Regions from separate parts of the Mus musculus genome. Here regions 1 and 2 are each linked to region 3. The links are chromatin loops, found by intact Hi-C in ENCODE. Cell type or tissue: heart. All regions are shown on one strand.

Region 1 (2,500 bases), 160 kb before region 3:
ATGTGCCACCACGCCCAGCCTATGGTGGATTTCTGTTTGTGGCTCACATCCCATAGCATTAGCCTGGCCCCAGATCATGATTTTATTAGAGTTCTCCTTATTAATCTCTAAGTGCATTGGAGTGATTTCTCACCTTAAAGTTGGCTACAGCTGGACATGGCTATAAAGCTGGAGCCAGATAGCATCATTTTAGGGAAATGAATATAATGTTCTCTCCTTTTCTTTTCTTTTCTTTTCTTTTCTTTCCTTTCATTCTTTCTTTCCCACAATTTATCTTATTTTTGTATGGGCATAATGGCATATACTTTTAATCCCCACAGAGGTAGGTGAGTTTCTGTGAGCTCAAGGCTAGCCTGGTCTACATAGTGAGTTCCAGACCAGCCAGGGCTTCAGAGTGAAACCTGCCCCATACAAAAGCAGAAAGAGGGGGGCTGGACAGATGGTTCAACTGTTAGACCATTTACTGCTCTTGCAGAGGACCCAGGTCCAGTCCATATAGCACCCACATCGCAGCTCACAACTATCCGTGACTCCAGTTCTAGGAGACCAATGCCCTGTTATGATTTCCTCAGGGACCAGGCACACACAATAAACATACACATATACAAAACTCCATAAAGCCAGAGTAACTGGCCATTGTGAGCTCTGAGAACCAAATTTGGGTTCTCAGAGCAACATGTACTCTGAGAGCCAGCCATCTCTCCTGCCTTTTGAGACAAGATCTCACCATGTAATTCATACTGGCTTCAAACTCGCCATCCTCCTGCCTCCACCTATAACGAATGCTGGGCGATCTGTTTTTTATTTTCCACCCCTATGCATGATTTTGAATCACCATGATTTGAAACACCACCATGTTTAGGTGTTTTTATTTATGTGTATGTGTGTGTGTTCCCTGGGGGGCCATGTAGGTACATGCATGAACCAGAACCAGGGGAAGTGTGATTGCAGATACCCTAGGAGGCCAGAAGAGGGCACAAGATGCCCTGGAACTGGAATTTCAGGTAGTGGTTCACTGCCTGAAATAAGTGTAGGACCTGAACTCTCCCTTGGAAGATCTTAACTTCTTAGCGATTGCTCTAGTCCTGGGGTCCCATTTTTTATTACTATGTAGATATGTACATTTTATTATGTGTATGTGTATGTATGTGTGTATATATAGATATTAAGGTCTATGGGAGCAGTTTGCCCTGGCAGAGAGCAAGAGAGCATACAGATCTTGTAGTGTCACTACTGAGCATTGAGAGCAGCTCCAGGCTGATTAGATCAGACTTATTAAATTCTTGCCAGGTGTGTGGTGACACAGGCCTGCAATACCAGTTTCTTCAGAGTCTGAGCCAAGTAGATCACCTGAGCCTAGAGATTCAAGGCCAACCTGGACAACATAGAGATATCCTGTTTCAAAATCAAACAAGGTTAAGTGCCTTATAAACAGCAACCTCTTTATTGACTGTAGCAGGCACCTGACACTGTTCCCACGTAGCCACAGTGTTTCTACAGGGAACAGACTTGATGAATACAAACATTTTTAGCTCAAGTAAAAGTCTATGCTATGAAGGAACTACTTCTCTAAAAATCATAACATTTAAAATAGAGGGCTTGCAAATCTCAGTATCTACTCCTGCGTAAGAGCCTGCATGTGCTGATCCTTGTCAGTGAGAGGAGAGAGATAGTACTTTTGTTATTGGTTATTGGGTTATTTATTATGTGAGTGTATGTGTAGTGTGTGTGTGTGTCAGGGGGTTTCAGGTCACAGTACACACATGTGGAGGACAGAGGACAAATTGCAGGAGCTGGTCCTTGCCCTCCACCTGAGATGGGTCCTGAGAATGGAAGTTAGGCTCTTAGGTTGGTGGCCCAGCACTTAGTTGTTGAGCCAACTTGCTGGCCTGGGCATGCATTCATTCATTCATTCATTCATTCATTAGACCTGGCTGGTCTCAAACTCCCAGAGATCCATCTGATTCTATCTGTGAGTGAAGGGATTGAATGTGTGCATCAGCATGCTCAGCCTACTTTTGTGTTTCTGAGACAGGGTTTTGTTAAGTTGACCAGGCTGGCCTTGAACTCATGATCTTTGTGCTTCAGCTTCCTGAGAGCTGGAATTACAGGTGTGTACCACTATAGTGAACTTGACAGGCTGAGTTTTTAGAGCTTCCCTGAACTGAGATTTCTGAGATTGGGTTATTGCCTCTGAATCCAGGATTAGAATTCCCTATACTAGGCTTCTTTGATTAACTAAACTCTTCTTAATTTCCTGAGACACTTCCTGGATGTTGTGGTCCAGCTGACTTGCACTGTCATTTTTTCCATGGCCTTCTCTGGGACAGGTGTATATCAAGCAGCCCATTACTCACTGTGCTGTGTGGTAATTTCCTCCCCGGACACTGTTCCCACCATCCAGTCTAGAAGCTCCTAGAGTACAAGGTACTGAGAGTTGCCCATTTTTTCTTTTTTGTTTTTGGTTTGTTTTCATATCCTCAGCACCAAGCAAGGGTCT
Region 2 (2,500 bases), 91 kb before region 3:
AAGAGACTGGCACTGGGGCCACGCTGAGGTAGGCACACAGACATGCATACACTGCCAGCAGGCTAGCAGGCTAAGGTGAAGCCTCAGGCCTCTGACCTCAAGGCCGTCTTTATATAAAACCCACCCAACAGTGCCATTTTGCTAGAATTATACTTCACTGTTTATTTTTGGGCACCCCAGACATCAGTTGGTGAAATGCTTGCCTAGTATGGATCTAGACCCTGGGTTCCATACCCAGTACTACAAAAATCTAGGCCTTGTATGTTGCAAAGGCCACTAGGAATTGGGGGAGGTGGGAGGTGGTAGGGTGGTAGTCAGGGGAGGTGGTCAGAAGACAACTATCAGGAGTTGTTTTTTCTATTCTGTGGCCATAGGGAACTAACTCAAGTTCTTACGCTTGGTGACAAGTGCTTTTTCATCTGAAACACCTCGTGGGTCCAGTGGCTAGCTAGTATATGCTCATTCTGCACAAGGTACTGTCCCACACACATCATATGTTCTCATTTTATTTTCCTAATATCAAATGAACAAGTGCTATTATTCCCCTTTGTTTGTAGCACAGGGAGAAGAGCAGAGAGAGATTAGAAGTTAGAAAGTTTGCCTAAGAAAACGGTAAAGACAGGATTCCAACACTCAAGATCTATGAAGTTTGCTTAAACCTGAGAAACCATGCTCTCTTCTGAAGCATATATATTAAAATTGGAAAGATAAGGTAAGATTAGTATGGCCCCTGCACAAAGATGTCACACAAATTTGTAAAGCGTTCCGTATTTTTAAAATCCTTTTCTAAAACAAAACAAAACAAAACAAAATGACAACAACGACACTCCTCCAAAACCTCGCAGGACATCGGCATCAAGCTGACACCAGCCCTTAGATTCTTACTCTGAAGTTAAGATGGGCGGCCAGAATACTTTTTGTTTTTTTGTTTTTTTTTTTTGTTTTTTGTTTTTTTTTTCGAGACATAGTTTCTCTTGGCTGTCCTGGAACTCGCTCTGGAGACCAGGCTGGCCTCGAACTCAGAGATCCACTTGTTTCTGCCTCCTGAGCGCTGGGATTAAAGGTGTTGAGCCACCTCCGCAGGCTTCAGAGCTTAGCTTTTTTTTTTTTTTTTTTTTTTTTTCTTTTTTTTTGGCCCAGTCTGGCCTTGAACCCATGATCCTCCTGCTTCACCCTTTCTAGTGTAGGGAATTACAGACGTGCACCATGGGGCGGTTACTAAATTCTATATTGTCAGTCTTGCAGCCTAGTCCGGGCGGTCCTAGTGAGCAGCCAGTCAGTCTTAGTTTAGATAAGATTTAGAACCTCGGCTACTAATTCGTCCCAGGCCGTGTATAGCGCAAAGGCCACTGGGAATTGTAGTTATTTAGCGCATTCTTTGGTGCTTCCGGGAAGTGACGCCCCCCCAACCTTTTCCTCTTCCGGCGTCGTGCCTGTCTCACCTGCTCAGAGGGACTCGGCAGCTTAGCTGGTTCGTGTCTCTTGGGCCTCGTGCTCCGTGGAGGGCAAGGGGGAGGCCGTGCAGGCGGGAACGGGGGTCCGGGTCGGGAGATGGTAGCCGCGGTTGCCCCCAAACCCTGACGCCGCGGGTTTCCTCAGGTTCCGGCCGCGAGCGCCTCAGCCCTTCAGCGCCGTCGCCATGTCGCGATTCTTCACCACCGGCTCGGACAGTGAGTCGGAGTCGTCCCTGTCCGGGGAGGAGCTCGTCACCAAACCGGTCTCCGGGAACTACGGCAAACAGTGAGCTGGGGGCGCGGAGGGGACGGGTTTGGCGGGCTGCGGGGGCTCGGGTGGGCGAGCGGAGCCATGGGCTGGGCGCGTCTGAGAAAGGAGCTCTCGCAGCGAGCTGGGGGAGCCCTCGGCGTCCTCGGTACCGAGGAGGAGGAGAGGTTTTCCGTTGCTTAGTATTGCATCAGCTCTTAAGGCCTCCAAGTCTGCAGCCTCGTAACTCCTGCCCACATTCCATCTCTCGCATCCCTTCCCGCCCCTTGACTGTGGCTTTCGGAAACTCCCCGTATCGTAAATCTTCCCACTAAGCTTAGTCGTTATGATTTGTACTCATGGAGGGAAACCCTCAGTGCTTGGTTAGTTTGGCCCTGAAATCCGGTCGTTTGGCTCTGCGTGCCAAATGCTAAACACTGCTGTGTTCATCTTTATTTACTGTCTTTTTCTCGATCTCTGTAAATTAAAACTTTTTGAACTTTGAAACAGTTCTCAAAACAACATTGTTTTTGCTGTGTACCTGAAGGGTTTTAAGACATACTTACCTCCACAGAGACTTTTTTTTTTTTTTTTTTTTTTTGGTTTTTCAAGACAGGGTTTCTCTGTGTAGCCCTGGCTGTCCTGGCACTCACTTTGTAGACCAGGCTGGCCTCGAACTCAGAAATCCGCCTGCCTCTGCCTCCCGAGTGCTGGGATTAAAGGCGTGCGCCACCACGCCCGGCGCTCCACAGAGACTTGTAGAGAATTGTAGATGAATATCCAGACATATCCATGTGAC
Region 3 (2,500 bases):
AGGCTGGCTTAGAACTCAGATATCCACCTGCCTCAGCCTCCAAAGTGCTGGGATTAAAGGCATTGCTCCTTACTGCCTGGCTTAAATTTTCCAAAATTAATATTATTTTATCTTATATGTGCGTTTTGCCTGCCTGCGTGTATGTACGTGTCCCTGTTGAGGTCATAAGGCATCAGATCCCCTGGAGCTGGAGTTATAGTCAGTTCTGAACCACCATGTGGTTGCGGGGCCTCTGCAAGAGCTGCTAGTCTTTTAATCACTTAGCTCTCTTTCCAGCAGTGTGACTTATTTACATTTTATTACCACTTTGTTTATGTGTATGTGATGGGGGGGGGGTATCACACATGTGTGGTGTGTGTGCCATGTTCTAAGTCAGAAGCCAACTTTCCAACATCCTTTCTCTTTCCACAGTGGGTTATGGGGAGGGAATTCTGGCTAATCAGGTTTGCATAGAAAACACAAGCACTTTTACTGAAAAGGCATCTCACTAGCCTAATTCTGAAAATTTTATTGATGATCTTAGAAAGAGTGATACTCCTTACACTGAGTTGCTTAACTATTAGGATTTAAATTTGAATCTATGGAAAACCATCTTGCCACACCAAGAAGACTAGAGCCCCTCTGTGGGTGAAAGCGACCGACCGCACGAGTAGAGTACAATCACAGATGACAAGCTATAGACATAATCTTTTGGGCCCTGTCAATGATCCCAATCTACTCTGGCCTTTTCAATTACTTCAGCTGTAGTGACGCTGGATCAATGCGAGCTTGGGTTGCTAGAAGGTATTTGTGCGCAAGGTCTCAACAGCACTTTGTACCTTACTTCGTCATCCCTCTAACTTGCCCTGAAGCCTCTCTTGAACTTCAAGCTCTATCTCTATGTACCTACTGATGACCCGCAAGCATGTCCAAAACTGACCTCACTATTGCTGTCCCAACTTTAGTTCCCGTCTAAGGTAGAGCCCTCCAGGACCACCTTGTCCCTTTCCCCTAAAAGACCAAGGTCGTTAAGTTCAGGCTCCGCCCACTCCACTCGGCCTCCCAAGGTCACCGCTACATCGCTCGCCAGATCCCTGGGGGCGGTGTCCGTGTACCCCTCGATGCAGGGCCAGGCGCTCTAGGCTGCAGCCAGCTCTTCAAAGAGCTTTATCATCTCGCTGATTTCTTTTAGTGGGCGGCTACTCTCTCCGCTCAAGTGGCTTCTCTATGGTTAACTTCTCGCCTTTGTCTAGAATTTGCTTCGGATGACGGACCCAACGCCTTCCCACAGCTGCCTCAGTGGTTCCTTTTAGGTACAACTGCCGAAGCCACGGGAGCTTAGTGAGACCTGTGTTGGCGTAGCTCCTGAAAACCTCGGCGCCGAGAACGATGGCGGAAGTGAATACGAAGGTGCCCTCCTTCTTACTGCTCTTCTCTATGGTCGCTTCCTTCCGCGTCGGGGAACCCGTCCCAGCGCCTGCGCAGAAGCGCGTGCTGGGAGCCCGTCGCGGAGGCGGGGGGCACAGGGAGCGGGAGCTGCGGCCGTCGCCGCCGCCGCCGCTGCCGCCGCCGGAGCTAAGCGCGGGGACCGAGATGCAGGTGGGACCGGAACCGGAACCCCCCTCTTCAAGTGCCTCTTTCCTCTCCGGACTCGACCCTGTCGTCTGAGAAGCCTGGGCGGGGGTGGGCGTGGGGGCTCGGGGCTGGAGGGGTGCTCGGCTCCCGAGAGGGCAGCAGATAGTTGGTCCCTCGGAGGCTCCGGCCCAGGGGCTTGTGGAGGGTGTCCAACGACTAGGATCGGGTCCGAGTGATTAACCACGGGGCCCGGAGGGTCCGAACCTGGAGCGCAGCCTGCACCCTCCACCACCCGCCCTTCTGGAATGTCAGAACTAAGCCAAGAGGCAGGTGCACCGGAAAACTGTGACTGAGCCGTCTTGGCAGAAGAGAAACTGAGTCACCAGTCCAGGAACCGCAGGGTCAGCGGGCCTGAAGGGGGCTGGGTCGGCCAGTAGTGCTGAGGGCTGGGTGGGCCTGTGTGAGCCGAGGTAGCCTCTGGCTGGGGACTGTCTCTGCCGTGCCTGCGCCTCTTGGCCCCGATTCCCCTGTGCTCTGTGACTCCCGCATCTCCTGGCTGCTTCTCCCTGGTTTGGAGTTGTCCCTGTGGTTGGAGCCATCGGAGTATGTAGGAAAGGCCAAGGAGGAAGGGGAGGGGGGGGGGGTCTCTGACTTGCAGCTTGGTTGTAGGCTTGATGAAGAGGCTGGCATCACTGATAGTTTGGGTAGACTTTCCTGAGCCGTCCAGAGGTGTCTCCTTTCAGTCGATCATAGGGCAGGACCACTCACCAAAGAGCCACCGGTTGTAAATTACATATGGAGCTCTGTCACTTTCTAGCTGTGATGTAAGAGTTGGGGCACCCGCAGAAGCGCTTCCTTTCTGGAGCGCAAATGGGACCCATCATACTGTCCTCCCCCATAAAAAATAGTTACAGTGGCAGTGATGTCTTGTGTGCTTACTGTGGAA

Evidence for each region. Peaks named below come from ENCODE experiments on the same cell type or tissue, not always from the same donor. Only the 100,000 strongest peaks of a DNase experiment are listed, where the experiment ranks them.
Region 1: a loop joins it to region 3, with 2.7 times the contacts of the local background. A loop is called at or near these places in 4 of 42 quality-filtered maps.
Region 2: it touches region 3 in a loop (4-fold over the local background); 3 of 42 quality-filtered maps call a loop at or near these places.

What each region holds. Positions count from the first base shown.
Region 1 is chr7:126,635,792-126,638,291 of GRCm38, reverse strand. No RefSeq gene overlaps it. Among named protein-coding and RNA genes, the nearest start is that of Nupr1, 12 kb to the right of the region's middle. In heart, a CTCF peak has its summit at 966 (motif pointing right); no DNase peak of the experiment used is centred here.
Region 2 is chr7:126,565,319-126,567,818 of GRCm38, reverse strand. Eif3c (eukaryotic translation initiation factor 3, subunit C) reads left to right here and starts at 1,453. Exons shown (of 21, transcript NM_146200.1): 1 at 1,453-1,471; 2 at 1,600-1,740. The coding sequence starts at 1,640. Gm25579 (a small nuclear RNA gene) reads left to right here and starts at 670; the gene lies at 670-775. In heart, no CTCF peak of the experiment used is centred here; a DNase peak (open chromatin) is centred at 1,378; H3K4me3 peaks cover 1,477 bases; H3K27ac peaks cover 1,245 bases.
Region 3 is chr7:126,474,074-126,476,573 of GRCm38, reverse strand. It overlaps Sh2b1 (SH2B adaptor protein 1), which reads left to right and starts at 1,444. Exons shown (of 9, transcript NM_001289541.1): 1 at 1,444-1,578. In heart, a CTCF peak has its summit at 1,084; DNase peaks (open chromatin) are centred at 1,113 and 1,443; H3K4me3 peaks cover 2,218 bases; H3K27ac peaks cover 2,442 bases.